Linked DNA regions of Homo sapiens: region 1 is linked to region 2. Evidence: chromatin loops called from intact Hi-C (ENCODE). Cell type or tissue: ascending aorta. All regions are shown on one strand. Links, peaks and the distances in the headings refer to the core of each region. The heading gives the core; the rest is flanking DNA.

Region 1 (8,732 bases), core at 2,269-7,268, 200 kb after region 2:
AATACCATCAGGGTAGACAAAAAGTTTCTTCATAGTTTTCCTCTCTCCCCCGATAAGAGGTCTTGGCCTGAGGAAGGGGCACCTGGGCTAGGAACACAGCTATGTATAGGAGCACAGCTGGCCAGCGGGGCCTGAGCCCTCGACTGCAGCTCCCTTTGCAATGCCCTGGCTGTGCACCATGCCTGGTGCGGGGAGGACAGCTTTTCCCAGGGAGGCCTGCCAGGTAAAGCCTAGGTAACTGCCTAGGGTTGGGCCAGAAAAAAAAACACATACACGTAGGTATTTGACCAGAAGCCAGACTCCTCCTCCAGGATGCTACATCTGACAGATAAAGTACCCAGAGACTTACTTACTTACTTTATTTATTTATTTATTTATTTATTTATTTATTTATTTATTTTGGAGGGGACAGGGTCTTGCTCTGTTGCCCAGACCAGAGTGCAGTAGCACAATCATTGCTTACTACAACCTTGAACTCCTGGGCTCAAGCAATCCTCCCATCTCAGCCTCCTGAGCAGCTGGGACCACAGGCACAGGCCACCTTGCCCAGCTAATAAAAAAATTTTTTTTTGTACAGACAGGGTCTTTCTATGTTGCCCAGGCTGGTCTTGAACTCCTGGCCACAAGGGATTTTCCCTGCCTCAGCCTCCCAAACTGTTGGAATTACAGGTGTAAGCCACCGTGGCCTCCCACAGTAGGCCAGCCAGAGACTTTAAATACTTGTCTAAGTTTCTTTCTTGTGGCGGCTGCAGAGCTGGAACCAGAATAAAGTTCTTTGGGCTCTACCCTGGTTATATCACACTGGACCCTAAGTGGCTACATGAACAGTTGTAGCCTCAGATATGACAGGAAGTTGCTCTTCTGCTTTGAGAGGTTGTCCAACCCTGGCCAGCCAGAGTGAATTGTCAATTTCCAAAGCCTGTTGTGGGAGGCAGAATTTCAATCCCATGACCTGGACATGCCTACCTGGATGTAGGGCCCACAGAAATTGTGGGATAATAAATGGGTGTTGTTTTAAGTCACTGACTTGGCAGTCATTTGCCATGGTAGCAACAGAAAAACAAATACGCATGACCAAATGCTCAGCATAAGCTCCATCCTGCCCACTCCTCCTCACCATCCTGTCATGACCACTCTCAGACCTGGCCACCACTCCCACCATCAATTGTCCCTTTTGAGTCCTCTGTGAAAACTGTTCTTTTAATGCCCAGTCCAGACATTCCTGAGTGCAGCTCCAAGTTCATATTAAGCTGCCAGGATAGGAAGGCATTGGGCCCATTCTCTGACGTCGGGATGCTTGATGATGGCATCCCATCCCTTCTGTCTGTGAGATACCCCGTGGAAAACTCTCAGATCAAAGAACTAAGGTTGCCAGGTGAGATACAGGATGCCCAGTTAAATATGAATTTCAGGCTGAGTGCAGTGGCTAACACCTGTAATCCCAGCACTTTGGGAGGCTGAGGCAGGAGGATTGCCTGAGGTCAGGAGTTTGAGACCAGCCTGGCCAACATAGTGAAACCCCATCTCTACTAAAAATACAAAAATTAGTTGGACGTGGTGGTAGGTGCCCATAATCCCAGCTACTCCAGAGGCTGAGGCAGGAGAATCGCTTGAACCCAGAAGGTGGAGGTTGCAGTGAGCCAAGATCATGCCATGGCACTCCAGCCTGGGCAACAGAGTGAGACTGTCTCCAAAAAAAAAAAAAAAAAAAGCAATGGAAAAACAAATGATATATTAGTGTGTCCCAAATATTGCATGGGACATACTTACACTGAAAAATGTTTCATTTTTTTTTCAAGACTGATAACCCTAAAGGGAGCAGATATTAAGACTAGAGTATTCTAGAGCAAGTAAAACTTACCAGGAAAGTAGTAAGTCGTGACCTAAAGTTGATCTAGCCTCCCCCTTCTGGGATTGGTGCCCTTTTGTTCCTGCCACCACCAAATCTGATATCAGAAAAGGATCTTAGGTCAGATGCTTACACTTCAGTGGGGATTTTTTTGTCAGCAGGGGGTGCCTACATCTTTAAACCTGTATTCTTTTTTGCTTATTTTTATAGTGTTAGGGCCTACAAGTGCAGGTTTCTTACATGCATCTATTGCGTAGTGGTAAAGCCAGGGCTTTCAGGGTACCTATCACCCAAATAGTGAACATTGCACCCAATAGGTAATTTTCAGCCCTCACCCCCTCCCACTCTCCCATGTTTTACAGTCTCCAGTGTCTGTTATTCCACACTGTGTGTCCACGTGCACCCACTGATTCAACCTATGTTCTTTTTTTTTTTTTTTTTTGAGTTGGAGTCTTGCTCTGTTGCCCAGGCTGGAGTGCAGTGGCATGATCTCGGCTCACTGCAACTTCCGCCTCCTGAGTTCAAGCTATGCTCCTCCCTCAGCCTCCCAAGTAGCTGGGATTACAAGTGCCTGCCACCATGCCCAGCTAATTTTTGTATTTTTGTGAGACAGAGTTGAACCATGTTGGCCAAGCTGGTCTCCTGACCTCAAGTGATTCCCTCCACCTCAGCCTCGCAAAGTGCTGGGATTACAGGTTTGAGCTACCACACCCAGCCTCTTTTTTTTTTTTTTTTAATTTAGGGGATAGAAGTGCAGATTTCTTACAAGCATATATTGCATAGTGGTGAAGTCTGGGCTTTTGGTGAACCCATTACTTGAATTGTGAACATTGTACCCAACAGGTAATTTTTTGACCCTCACCCTTTCCCACCTTCCCACACTTTGGAGTCTCTGGTGTCTAATATTCCATCTGTATGTCCACAGGTACCCATTGCTTTGCTCCCCCTTCTAAGTGAGAACGTGCAGTATTTGACTTTCTGTTTCTGAGTGATTTCACTTAGGATAATGGCTTCCAGTTCCATCCATGGTGCAGTAAATGTCATGAGTTCATTCCTTTTTATGTCTGAGTAGTATTCCATACTGTATACATACCACATTTTCTTTATCCTATGTTGATGGACACTTAGGTTGATTACATATTTTTGCTACTATGAATAGTGCTGCCATAAACATATGAGTGGGGTAGATTCTTTTTGATACAATGATTTCTTTCCTTTTGAGTAGATACCCAGTAGTGGGATTGTTGGAGCAATGGTAAAGACTTTTTGAATCTTAATATTGTTATATTTAATATCACTTGATCCTCTCAGTTTCATTCTAGAGAGGACGAATCTCACGGAACTGACATGGCCCAGTACTCCCGTGCTTCGGGACATCGTCTGGTCAAGAATGTCCCCTTTGGCTGGTAATCCTAGCACTTTGAGAGGCTGACGTGGGAAGATCGCTTGAGGCCAGGAGTTTGAGGCCAGCCTGGGCAATGTAGGGAGACCTTGTTTCTACAAAAAACTTGAAAAATAAGTTAGCTGATTGTGGTGGTACATGCCTGTAGTTCCAGCTACTCAGGAGGCTGAGGTGGGAGGATCACTTGACTCTGGGAGGTTTTTTTTGTTTGTTTGTTTTTTGTGTTTTCTTTTTTGAGATGGAGTCTCGCCCTGTTGCCCAGGCTGGAGTGCAGTGGCACGATCTTGGCTCACTGCAACCTCCGCCTGCCAGGTTCAAGCGATCCTCCTGCCTCAGCCCCCTGGTAGCTGGGATTACAGGCACACGCCACCATGCCTGGCTAATTTTTGTATTTTTAGTAGATATGGGGTTTCACCATGTTGGCCACGCTGGTCTCAAACTCCTGAGCTCAGGTGATCCACCCACCTCGGCCTTCCAAAGTGCTGGGATTACAGGTGTGAGCCACTGCACCCAGCCTTTAACTCTGGGAGGCTGAGATTGCAGTGTGAGTTGCAATCACACCATCGCATTCCAGCCTGGGCAACAGAGCAAGACCCTGTCTCAAAAAAAAAAAAAATGTTCCCTTGGGGTCTCAGAGATATTCCACCCACCCACCTCCCCACCCCCTGCCGAGGAACTGCCTCTCTGGCCTCTCTCTGAGGCTCCCTTTTCAGCAGGTGGGGTGCTCACCCCTGAATAGGATACCAGGAGACAAATTTTGTCCAGCACCTCTGATACAGCGCTCTCTTGTGTGTTTTGGTGACAGGTGAATCAGATTTCCATTTAAAACACCAATGCCAAAAGGGAGAGAGAGAAAAAAACTAACCGGCCTGGATGACTTTGGAGGATGATTCTTTGTTTTAATTCTGACGGCCAGAATGGAAAGTTGGCAACTCATTCTGAAAGACGAGAGTGCTACAGGCAGCTGTGTAGCTAAGAGATAAAAACCACCAACGGGAGCAGCTCATCTAACCTGAACCGTAGCAGAGAAGGGACAGACAGGCGAGTACTCCATTTGAATCTAGGTCTCAGCCTCCCAGGGTGGGATCACATTGCCCAATTGTGACGTCACTCAAGCCATTCCCATGCCCGTGGCCCATTTTTTAAATTACTTCACAATGGGCGCAGAAGCCAAATTTGAAATAAATGACTCCATGACTCAGACTGTTAATCTCTGTTTTGACAACCAACAGCAAGTCATTGGGAACTTTAACTTACATTTGGTAGGGAACATCACAACTTCATGCAAAGGTCTCTTTAACTTATCCTCCCACCCCAAAAAAGTGCCAATTGTGTACAGGCAATAAAGCAGATTCCCTTGTATTTGGAGAAAATAGCTAAGCTTCCTCTTCAGCAGAAAGCCTTGAGGAAGAAGTTAAGAATGCAGCCTTTGGAGTCAGGCCTGTGCTTGCACATGAATCCATACCTCACTGCCCTCCTCTGTAGGTGGCAATAATAATATCACTCACTTCCTAGGATTGTTGTGGTGATGCAATGAGATCAAAAGTTTTAGCAAGATGTCCTGTAGCTACACAACAAATGCAGGCAATTTTCATTTATGCTTGTATTTGTAAACAGAGTATCAGAGTGAAACAAAACCAAAAAACAAAAATGAAGAGAAGTCCTTGGTCCTGCTCATTATTGTTTTTATTTCTTATAGATGAGGTGCTTAATAGCTACCTGTCAACAATAACGCCCGGCACACCTGGGAGATTTGAGGAAGCATGCAGAACCATTCCACTAAGTCTTTTTGTGTTTTTTTTTGTTGTTGTTGTTTTTATTTATTTATTTATTTTGAGACAGAGTCTCACTCTGTTGCCCTGGCTAGAGTACAGTGGCATGATCTCAGCTCACTACAACCTCCACCTCCCAGGTTCAGGAGATTCTCCTGCCTCAGCCTCCTGAGCAGCTGGGATTACAGCTGTGCGCCACCACGCCCGACTAATTTTTGTGTTTTGTTTGTTTGTTTGTTTGTTTGGGTTTTTTTTAATTAGAGACGGGGTTTTACCATGTTGGCCAGGCTGGTCTCAAACTCCTGACCTCAAGTGGATCCACTGGCCTCAGCCTCCCGAAGTGCTGGGATTACAGGCGTGAGCCACCACGCTCAGCCGTTGTTGTTTTTTAGACAGAGTCTTGCTATGTATCCAGGCTGGACTCAAACTCCTGGGATCAAGTGATCCTCCTGCCTCCGCCTCCCAAGTAGCTGGTACTACAGGCACATGCCACTGCGCCCAGCTTACCAAGTCACTTAACAGGAGTATTGCTCGCTAGAGACAGCACAGCCTAACCTCCTCACCGAGGACTGTGGGATCTGCGTGCAGAAGCATTTTCTTTCTCTGATACAAGTTGCTGTGAGAAGCAAAAATTAAACTCCAACTAACACCAGATGATGACCTTCAAAATGTTCTCTTGAATGACAGAAAGCTTGCATGACATCATGCCCTTCCCTTCGGTTTATTCCTGTTGTTGTTTTTGACTCCTTATCTGATTTCTAAGTTTGCTCCCTCATTCAGCCTTATCTTATCTGAAATGGATCCGTGAAGTAAAAACAATTTCCTGTGGTTTTTACCTTGTTTTTCCTCTAACTAGAAGTTAAATCACTCATGTTTACCATATGCCTACAACCTGCTGGGGTTCTGAATTCAACACAAGAATTTGAATTTTCACAAAAGCTTTTCGAAGTTTCAGAAGCTCTTTTGACTCTTATTTCAAATACATCCTGGAAGCTGTGTTGGTTCACCCACAGGACCTGGAATGGCTTTGCCCAGGAGATATGATTGGCCAGCTCAGCTGCTTCCCCTCTCATTTCTCTTATTTACACTCCTATCTCTCTCTCTCTCTTTCTCTTTTTTTTTTTTTTTTTTTAGGCAGGGTCTCACTTTGTCGCCCAGGCTGGAGTGCAGCGGTGCAGGTTCACTGCAGCCTCGATCTCCCGGACTCAAGAGATCCTCCCGTCTCAACCCCGCAAGTGGCTGGGACTATAGGCATGCACCACCATGCCTGGCTAATTTTTATACTTCTTGTAGAGAAGGGGTTTCACCACGTTGGCCAGGCTGGTCTCAGTCCTTCTGCCTTGGCCTCCCAAAGTGCTGTGAAGGTATAGGCGTGAGCCACTGCTTATGGCCTTATGGGATGTTTTATGTTCTTTTGTGATCTTTCTCTCCTTTTAAAATCCTAACATTCTTGTACAACTATGTTCATAGCAACATTATTCACAATAGATAAAATGTGGAAGCAACCCAAGTGTCCATCCATGGATGAATGGCTAAGCAAAATGTGACACATCCATGCAATGAAATATTACTCAGCCTTGAAAAGAAGGCAATTCTGTCACATGCTACTACATGAATGAAGTTTGAGGACATTATGCTAAGTGAAATAAGCCAGTCACAAAAAAAAGAATGCCGTATGATTCCATTTGTAAGAGGGACTCTCATTATTCTCTTACTTCTGTAATCCCTGCAGGACACTGGAGGCTCTGGAGTGGACTTCAGTGTATTTGCTGGCCAACATCCCTTCCCTCTTCTATTACAGCATTTCCTTCCCAATTCCATTTTGTGGGTGGAGCAAGGGGAAGGGCTGTCACTCACAACATTCTACCTCCAGGCCATAGCGATTGGCCCAGGGATAGGCATGTGACCAAGCCAGGCAAATTGGAGTGTTCTCCAACTTGTGGAGACATTTGGAGGTCTCCAATGTTACATTTGCATGCTAGGAAGGATAGAGAGACTCCCTTGTTCTTGGATCTTAAGCTCTCAGATTGCTAATCCTTAGTCATGTTCCTTGGAGGAGGCTTGGCTGCTGCAGCATAAAGTGAAACGAGTCCACAGACAGAAGCAAAACTAAGTGATGAAGTTAATGTGTGTTAATAAATTTCTGGTTGAAGTGGTTTGATTCAGGTGTCTGCCACTTGCAACTAAAAAAGTCCTGATTAAGAAATAACCTCGGCTGGGCACAGTGACTCATGCCTGTAATCCCAGCACTTTGGGAGGCTAAGGCGGGCAGATCATGAGGTCAGGAGTTTGAGACCAGCCTGGCTAATACAGTGAAACCCCATCTCTACTAAAAATACAAAGTTAGTCGGGCGTGGTGGTGCATGCCTGTAATCCCAGCTACTCGGGAGGCTGAGGCAGGAGAATCGTTTGAACCCGGGAGGCAGAGGTTGCAGTGAGCCGAAATCGCACCATTGCACTCTGGCCTGGGCAACAAGAGCAAAACTTCGTCTCAAAAAAAAAAAAAAAAAAAAATATATATATATATATATATAAAACCTCATTTTTAGGAACATCTACTGCCTTCCATTCATATTTTAACGAGGTGTACTACATTCACTTTATAAAAAAATCTTTACTTAAAAATAATTATAAATTCATAGGAAGTTGTAAAGATAGTACAGAGAAGTCTGTGTAGCCTTCACCCAATTTCCTTCAATAACTACATCTTTTGTAACTATAGTACAATATCAAAAACAGGAAATTAACATTGGGACAATGTGTGTGTGTGCATGTGTGTGTATGTGTGTGTGGTTCTCTGTTGTTTTACCACATCAGATTCATGTAACTAGCATTGCAATCAAAACAAAGGACTTTTCCATTACTACAAAAATGTCACTTGTACTACTCATTATCATAGTCTTCTAGTGTCAACATTTTACTAGTTTGAATGAAGTGTACAAACCTTACCTCCCTTTACATTCCTTTAACCTCCCCATTATTGGATAATTGTCTTAATTATTTCCTCTTCATGCATTGGAACCACATCTGACATTGTTATAATTTTCACTTTAACTATCAAACACAATTTAGAAAACTCCAGAAGAGAAGGAAAGTCTATTGTATTTACTCCTATTTTCACTTTTGTTGTTATTATTTTCTTTTCTGATATTCCAATATTTTTTCTTTTATTACTTCTTTTCTCTTAAGAGAACTTTCTTTAGCCATTCTTTCAAAGCAGGTCTACTAGTGACAAATTCTCTTAGTTTTGTTTCATATGAGGATGTCTTGATTTCCCTTTCATTTCTGAAGACGATATTAACTGGATATAGAATTCTGGGTTGACAATTCTTTTCTTTCGGAACTTGAAAAATGCTGTGCCAATTCCTTCTGGCCTCATGGTTTCTGATGAGAAATCTGCTGCCACTGGAATTGTTTTTCCCTTATACATAAGGTGTATTTCTCTCATGTTGCTTTAAAATATTTTCGTTTTTCTTTAGTTTTCAGAATTTGACTGTGACGTGTCCTGGTATGGATTCTTTGGCTTTATCCTGTTTGAGATTCTCTAGGTTTCCTGAACCTTTAGGTTTATGTATCTTGCCTAATTTGGGGAAATTTCAGCCATTATTTCTTCAAATACTTTTCTAGTACTTCCTGTCCCCTTTCTCCTCTCCTGGGACTTTGATGACACAAATATTTTGATAATTTTCTACAGGTCTCTAATGATCTC
Region 2 (8,732 bases), core at 1,173-6,172:
TCATCCTGAAAATATTTTTCTCTTATAATGTTTAAACTGTATCTTGGATAGGAAGAAGAACTATTACTATCCCCACTTTTCAGATAAGGAAATTTAGGAAGGTTCCATAACTGACCAAGTGGAACAAAGGCAGCCTTAGACTAATTTACTGATCTTTTTTTTTTTTTTTTTAACTGTCACTGCATTGGCCGGGCTGGTCTCACACTCTTGGTCTCAAGTGTCCTCTCACCTCAGCGTCTCCAAGTGCTGGGATTATAGGCATGAGCCACTGCTCCTGGCCTTATTTACTGGCTTGAAGCCCTGCCATTGCCACTGGCAGGCATGTCACTGAAGCCTGGGACGGGACACTGCAGTACAGAGTGTGAGAACAGTTCAGCTGAACTACCTTCACTTCAAAGCCAGGAGCCTGTATTTATTTATTTGTTACTTTTTTCAATAGATACAGGGTCTCACTATGTTACCCAGGCTGGCCTTGAACTCCTGACCTCAAGGGATCCTCCTGCCTCAGCCTCCCAAAGTGCTGGGATTACAGGTGTGAGCCACTGCACCCAGCCAGGAGTCTGTATTTATATCCCCTCCTTGTACTTGCTCTAATTGTATTCAGAAGAAAAGCTGTACGTGGAAGTGCCAACCTTTCAGGAAGTGGCTACAGAATAAAGTATGACACTCCATCAAGTTAAATTAAATTAAAATCACATCTGATTAAATCATTTTAAAAGATGAGCCTGGCATGGCAACACTTTGTGTAACCACCATAGCTTTGCAGTGAGTCATGGTGAGATGTACTCCCGGTGTTATATAATATACAATGAATTCTTTGAAAAGTGATCAAAATTTCCAATACACAGTATTAAAATAAGTACTGGATTAGGTAAAGGAACAGAGCCATTTTACTGCAGTAAGATGAACCTTTTTTCATTTGAATAGCACAGAAAAATATATTGCTGATCTTTTTGCTCTTCCTGGCTTCCCCTTCACATTGCTGTTTGAATGCTTCGTCTGGAATAACTTAAAAGAGGAAGAATTCCATGGTGTCGCATACAGAAGGCCTTTCTCTGGGCAGTGCTTGTCAGTTCTCTATGTAAATAGGGATAACAAAGACCCCAAGAGATGAACAGACAAAGGACAAAGTAGACAATTCACAAAAGAGGAAATTCAGTTGTTTAACAAACAGTGGGAAAAGGTTCCATCTCACTAGTAATCAAAGATATGCAAATTAAAACACTACTGAGAGACCCAAAGTGTTTGGTTGGTTGTTTTTTTATGACAATACAGTAATGGCATCAGTGTGAAAGCTGCTTTCTTGCACATTGCTAGGAGCAGTGTAAATGGACTCAGCTCTGTTAAAAAAAAATTGGCAATGATACAAATAAAAGACAAAGCATTAAAAATGTTTATGCTTTTTGAACTACTAATTTCACTCTTAGGGATCCATCCTAAATAAGCCTAAATATGAAAAATATTTTGTATACACTAGAGCATGCATCACAGTGCTACTATTTGTAATAGCAAAAGGAAAAACTAAATAAATGTGTGATATGTTAAAGTATGGCTCACTATACTGAAACATGTGAAGCAATTAAAATTGTTTTATGAAGTGTTTCTAATCACCTAGGAAAAGACTTATGTTATCATGTAATATGAGAGATGAGGTCATGAACACTATGAAACACCCATGAAAATAAACAGGTTTTTTTAAAGATGAAGAAAACAATTATTTTTTTAAAAAGTAACTATGAAAGAAAATACACTAAAAATGTTAATTTTTTTTTTTTTTTTTAAGACGGAGTTTTGCTCTTGTTGCCCAGGCTGGAGTGCAATGGCGCAATCTCGGCTCACCACAACCTTCGCCTCCTGGGTTCAAGTGATTCTCCTGCCTCAGCCTCCGGAGTAGCTGAGATTACTGGCATGTGCCACCATGGCCCGCTACTTTTTTTGTATTTTTAGTACAGACGGGGTTTCTCCATGTTTGTCAGGCTGGTCTCAAATTCCCGACCTCAAGTGATCCACCTGCCTCAGCCTCCCAAAGTGTTGGGATTACAGGCGTGAGCCACTGCACCCAGCCAAAAATGTTAATATTAGTTGTCTTTAGACTGATGTCTTTTTACTTTTCCATATTTTCAAGAATTTTATATTGATTCCTTAGGACATTTACAGTGAACATAAAAATGTTAGAGAGAGAGAAGAGCTTAACATTTTTCATTAGAGCACCCTTAAAAAAAATATTTTCTAAGGAAACCTGAATTGCTTAGATCTCATCTCTTTTTTTTTGTTTGTTTTATGTACATCTTCGCCTATATTAGATAGATCATTGATGTACTTACCAAAACAAAAGGAAATGGTCCTGCTTCCTATGAAATTGTGTAAGCATGTGCCCTAATAACCACCTTTGTTTTAGTTCTTTCCAGTCTATTTAAAATTCTGGTCTTTATCTGACAAGCTGGAACTTCTTTACTTCTTTTTTTTTTTTTTTTTTTTTTTTGAGACACAGTTTCGCTCTCGTTGTCCAGGCTGGAGTGCAATGGCGCGATCTCAGCTCACTGCAACCTCTACCTTCCAGGTTCAAGCGATTCTCCTGCCTCAGCCTCCTGAATAGCTGGGATTACAGGTATGCACCACCATGCCCAGCTAATTATGTATTTTTAGTAGAGATGGGGTTTCTCCATGTTGTTTTTATTTTTTCCTTAACTTTTTTTTTTTTTTTTTGAGACAAGGTCCAGGGTCTCACCCTGTTGCCCAGGCTGGAGTGAAATGGCAGGATCTTGGCTCACTGCAAACCCTGCCCCCCAGGCTCAAGCAATCCTCTTGCTTCGGCCTCCAAGTAGCTGGGACTACAGGCATGTAGCCTTGCAGGCATGCAGGCATGGGCCTGGATAATTTTGTAATTTTTGTAGAGCTGGGGTTTCACCATGTTGCCCAGGCTGGTCTCGAACTCGAACTCCTGAGCTCAGGTGATCCATCCCCTTCAGCCTCCCAAAGTGCTGGGACTGTAAGCATGAGCCACCACGCCAGGCCCATATTGTTATTTTTCAAAAAGAAAGAAAGGAAAATGGTAAAAATAATGATAAATATTGGTATTATTTAGTCTCCAAAAAGAATAGCATGACCTTTATCAGAGGTATGTCTAGTTCTCAGAAAAAGAACCCAGAGCAAGAGAAAATGACAGATATTTAATAGGGGGCGAAAGTCTTTTTACATAAAACCTGTCAAAAAAGAAAATCGTGTTGTAATTTGGGACTGTAGCCTGCTGTCAGTTATTTACAGGAGTTTGAATAGCATTGGGTTGGGTTGTATTATGCCACCTAAAATCCAAACCAAATAGGTGTACCCAGTTAAACAGACTTGGGAAGAGAAGTGTGAAGTGTCAGCAGGATTCTTGAAGTCATGGTGGAGGGGAAGAGAAGTGGCCTGCAGATTTCATCAGCAGTTCTTCCGGTTCCCTCCTTTTTCCTAAAATAATCTCTCTGAATTTATCACTTCTGTTAGGAACATACAATATGTTTTTGGTACAGATTCTACTTAAATATCAACAATTTTTCCACTCTGTCAGCTGTTCTATAATATGTGATTCTGAAAACAAACCAAAAAAAAATAACAAATACTGGAACGCTTTCTGCTTTTAAAGTTTGCTCTTAAATGATGTGACCCCTTTTATGATGGATGTTGTTAGCTCCAAGGGTGCCAGATTTAGCAATCCATTATTTATCCTCTTCTCCTGGGACTCATCGTTTTTCCTACATTACCACATTTCACGTTCACAGCCCTTTTAATGCTCACACCCTGCACTGTTTTGTGTACATTCCATTCATCCTGCTCAGCCATTATGGGTTATTGCCATCTGGTGGAAAAACAGGGTTGACTACCAGATGGTAGTTTTGAAATTCCGGAAGTGAAATGAAGTTGTTTTCATCAGGGAAAAACACATTTATGTCTCATGCATATTCTGGTGTTCTAAAACAACGAGCGTTTTTCTGTTCCATTGCACATGGGGAAGTATACAACGATTTCAGCTGCTGAACACATTAAAAAATTGACTTTCTATATACACTACACAAAAATCGTGCTTGTAAAAAAGTTAGGTCCCCTTTTTATTTCTTTTTTCTTTTCACTCTGTCAACCCAGGCTGGAGTACGGTGGCAAGATCACAGCTCACTGCAGCCTCAATCTCCCAGGCTCGAGTGATCATCCCACCTCAGCCTCCTGAGTAGTTGAGACTACAGGCTCACGCCAACACAACTGGCTAATTTTTTTAAAATTTTTGTAGAGACGGGGTCTCACTACATTGTCCAGGCTGGTCTCAAACTTCTGGGTTCAAGTGATCCTCCCTCCTTGTCCTCCCAAAATGCTGGGATTATAGGCGTGAGCCACCGTGCCCAGCTGTCCACCTTTTTAAGTAATCCTGTGATCATAAAACAAAAATGACAAAACAAAATAGAGCTAAAATGTCTCAACTGCTTATCCCTTCACTAGGAAAAAATGCAGTATTAGATGTTTTCTACTTTTAAGTTCTATTATATAATAGCACACTTGAGTCATTAAGCAATTTTAGGGTATTAGTTCTTAAAATGAGATTCATTCACATTCAAAATTTAGCATAGTCTTCAAAGTGACAGGATGAATATTAGTCCAAAATGACTTAGGAGTTTCTCTTTCTCAAATTGTCATAAAATTTACTAACACTGTTACAATCCTTTAACATCTAAATTAGGCCAGGTACAATGGCTCATGCCTGCAGTGCCAACAATTTTAGAGGCCAAGGTGAGGAGATTGCTTGAGCCCAGGAGTTCAAGACCAGCCTGAGCAACATAGCAAGATCCTGTCTCTACAAAACATTTTTTTTTAATTTTTAAAGAAAAATAAAAATCTAAATAAAATGAGGTAGTAGGCCTGAGCTCCTCAAAACTATCAATATTATAAAAGACAAAAAAAGGCAGGGGGGGTGTGGTCAGGGACGGTGGCTCGCGCCTGTAATCCCAGCACTTTGGGAGGCCAAGGCGGGCAGATCACTTGAGGTCAGGAGTTCAAGACCAGGCTGGCCCACGTGGTGAAACCCTGTCTCTACTAAAAATACAAAAATTAGCTGTGTGTGGTGGCACGTGCCTGTAATCCCAGCTACTCGGTAGGCTGAGGCAGGAGAATGGCTTGAACCCAGGAGGCAGAGGTTGCAGTGAGCTAAGATTATGCCACTGCATTCCAGCATGGGTGACAGAGCAAGTAAGACTCTGTCTCAAAAAAAAAAAAAAAGGCGGGGATTTTCACAGTCTGTTCAGGCTTTTATAACAAAATACCATAAACTAGGTGGCTTACCAACAAGAGAAATTTATTTATCACAGTACTGGAGTCTGAGAAGTCCAAGATCAAGTTCCCAGCAGATAGCAGGGAATTGGTGGCCCATGCTTGTAGTCCTAGCTACTTAGGAGGCTGAGGCAGAAAGATTGCTTAAGCCCAGGAGTTTGAGGCTGCAGTGACCCATGAGCACGTTACTTCACTCCAGCCTGGGTGACAAAGCAAGACAAAGCGATACCCCGTCTCTAAAAATGAAAATGAAATTACAAATGTTTTAAAGAAGGTGCCAGCAGATTCAGTGTCTGTTAAGAACCCACTTTCTGATTCATAGATGGTGCCTTCAGTTGGGTCCTCACATGGTGGAAAGGGCCAATGAGCTCCCATGGGCATATATTACAAGGTCTCTAATTTGGTATATGAGGGTTCACCTTGGGGTTTAGGATTTCAACATATGAATTTTGAGGGATGATAAACATTTTGACCATCACAAGGATTGTTGTGGTTAAAAAGATATTAATGAGACATAATTATCAACCATATTCTTTTTTTTTTTTTTTTTTGAGACAGAGTCTCGCTTTCTTGCCTAGGCTGGAATGGAGTGGCGCGATCTTGGCTCACTGCAAGCTCCGCCTCCCGGGTCCACGCCATTCTCCTGCCTCAGCTTCCCGAGTAGCTGGGACTAAAGGCGCCCGCCACCACGCCCGGCTACTTTTTTTTTTGTATTTTTTAGTTGAGACAGGGTTTCACCGTGTTAGCCAGGATGGTCTCGATCTCCTGACCTCGTGATCCACCCGCCTCGGCCTCCCAAAGTGCTGGGATTACAGGCATGAGCCACCGAGCCCGGCCTTATCAACCGTATTCTTGATTGGATTGTGAATCTAGAAAAAGAAAAGCTTTAAGGATAATTGGAGAAATTTGAATATGGGCTGTATATTACTATTATTACGTCAATTACATTTCTTAGGTAGAACAATGCTGTTGTGGTTATATAAGAGAATTCCCTCTTCTTGGGAGATGCAGGATGAATATTTAGGTGTGGAACTTACTTTTTTTTTTGAGACAGAGTTTTGCTCTTGTTGCCCAGGCTGGAGTGCAATGGCACGATCTTGGCTCACCACAACCTCTGCTTCCTGGGTTCAAGTGATTCTTCTGCCTCAGCCTCCCGAGTAGCTTGGATTACAGGCATATGCCACCATGCCCAGCTAATTTTTTGTATTGTTACTAGAGACGAGGTTTCGCCATGTTGGTTCAGGCTGGTCTCCAACTCCCGACGTCAGGTGATCAGCCCACCTCGGCCTCCCAAAGTGCTGGGATTACAGGTGTGAGCCACCGCACTCGGCCAGAACTTACTTTTAATTGGTTGAAAAATATAAAAAGAGAAATAAAGCATCCATGGCAAAATATTAACAATTGATTAATCTAGATGAAAGGCTTATGTATGTTCATTGTTCAGTTTTCTCAAATTTTAGTTAAGCTTCACATTTTTAAAAATAAAAACTTGGGAGAAAAACACAATTGAAGAGAATGGTCCATTAAAAACCTTCAAGAGAGAAGAAATCCTTTGTCAGCACATAAAACAAGATGCCACTGACACAATGGCTAATCCACTGAGTGCATTACTTTAATTATAGGCCGGTTTACCTTATTACTAGACATCAGACTATATGGAAGGTCATTCAGTAGGATCAAAAAACATAAGTAGTTTCTACTTCCGGCCATGATGGAACAACAAGAATTGGATTTACCTTCCTACCTTAACCAGGAAACTGGATAAAAATACATGAAACACCGGTTTCCAGACATTGGACAACAGGAAGCTCAGGACAGTATTTCCTAGGAGAAGGAAAACAAATGAGATGAACCCTATCTTTGTCCCAGCTTACTGTCTAGAGAGTGTCTAGGCTGTAGCTCATGGAGGGGAAAATGCAAACAGTAAAATAAGTAGATGAAAAGTCTGTCAATAGAAATAAACCTTGAAATGGCACATATGATAAAGTTAATAAAGACATTAAAACAATTAAAGAACCATGACAAAGAGATACACAGAAGATAATAACCTATGTTGAACTTCTAAATATGACAAATACAGAAATCTACACTGGATGATATTAACAGCAAACTGGAAACCACAGGAAAAAAAATATTAGTGGATTTGAACACACAGCAATAAAAACTATCCAAAATGAAACACAGAAGAAAGATTGGAAATTAAAATGAACAGAGTTTAATGGCTATACGGCAACAAAAAGTGATATAATGTACTTGTAAATAGAGTCCCAGAAGGAGAGAAATATGAGGTGGGAGGGTGGAAGCAGAAGGACTATTTAAAAATAATGACCAAAAATGTTTATATTTGATGAAAATTATATACCCACACAAGAGCCAAATACTTCAGTGAGCCGGAAGAACATAAAACATGATTAAATATACCAAGACATTAACCAAATTGCTTAAAACTAGTGATAAAAAAGAAAAATCTTAAAAGCAGGCAGGAAAAAAAGACACATTAAGTATATAGACTTTTTATTGCAAATAATGCAAATCAGAAAAGAGTAAATCAATATCTTTAAAGTAATGAAAGTAAAATACAGCCAACATAGAAATCTATATCTAGTGAGAATGTCTTTCACAAAGGAAGGTCAAATAAAAACCTTTTGAGACATATAAAAGTAGAAAGAATAAACAGCAGCGATACCCAGGTAGTATTGTTACCAGTAGCGAATCCATATGGGTCTGCAGCAACCTCAGTTCTCCTCAGAAGAAAGAATTCAGCTGAGGTGCTGAAGGCAGGAGACACTGAGGCAAGTTTTAGAGCAGGAGTGAAAGTTTATTAAGAAGCTTTAGAGCAGGAACAAAAGGAAGGAAAGTATACTTGGAAAAGGGCCAAGCAGACGACTTGAAAGATAAGTGTGCAGTTTGACCTTTTGACTTGGGGTTTTATATGTTGGCAGACTTCTGGGATCTTGTGTTCCTCTTCCCCTGATTATTCCCTTAGGGTGGGCTGTTCACATGTGCAGTGTATTTACTGGAGTTGCACACATGCTCACTTGAGGCATTCTTCCCTTGCCAGTGGGATGTCCCTGGAAGGTCATGTACCAGTTAAACTCTGCCATTTTGCCTCTTAATGTGCATGCTTGATCCCACTCACCCAACTCCTGAGATCTTATAGGGAGGCTGCTGATCACGTTTCAGGTGTTCTGTCTATTTGGAGACTGCCTTTTTCTGGCACCAGCTACAACCAGTTATTAATTTAGAGAGACAGTGTGACAGCTGCCTGACCATCACCTGATAGTCGCCTGAAATTCCTGTTATCGGGGAGCCCTTTCCTGCTCTGCTCATGCCTGACTAGCTAACTGCTATAATATTTCCCCCCTCTGGAGTTCAAGACCCCAATTCTTTGGGGGAAATGGATGAAGGGCAGTCTTCTGTAACTACTTCCTGCTGAC

What was found. Hi-C counts contacts between places; a loop is a spot of excess contacts. Peaks named below come from ENCODE experiments on the same cell type or tissue, not always from the same donor. Only the 100,000 strongest peaks of a DNase experiment are listed, where the experiment ranks them.
Region 1: a loop joins it to region 2, with 3 times the contacts of the local background. A loop is called at or near these places in 2 of 110 quality-filtered maps.

Annotation. Positions count from the first base shown.
Region 1 is chr10:32,145,110-32,153,841 of GRCh38, forward strand. No RefSeq gene overlaps it. Among named protein-coding and RNA genes, the nearest start is that of KIF5B, 93 kb to the left of the region's middle. In ascending aorta, for the core only: no CTCF peak of the experiment used is centred there; a DNase peak (open chromatin) is centred at 4,352; H3K4me3 peaks cover 980 bases; H3K27ac peaks cover 3,858 bases.
Region 2 is chr10:31,943,969-31,952,700 of GRCh38, forward strand. The region is part of intron 2 of LOC107984219 (a long non-coding RNA gene); the gene reads left to right. Among named protein-coding and RNA genes, the nearest start is that of ARHGAP12, 20 kb to the left of the region's middle. In ascending aorta, for the core only: a CTCF peak has its summit at 3,851 (motif pointing left); a DNase peak (open chromatin) is centred at 3,789; H3K4me3 peaks cover 989 bases; H3K27ac peaks cover 786 bases.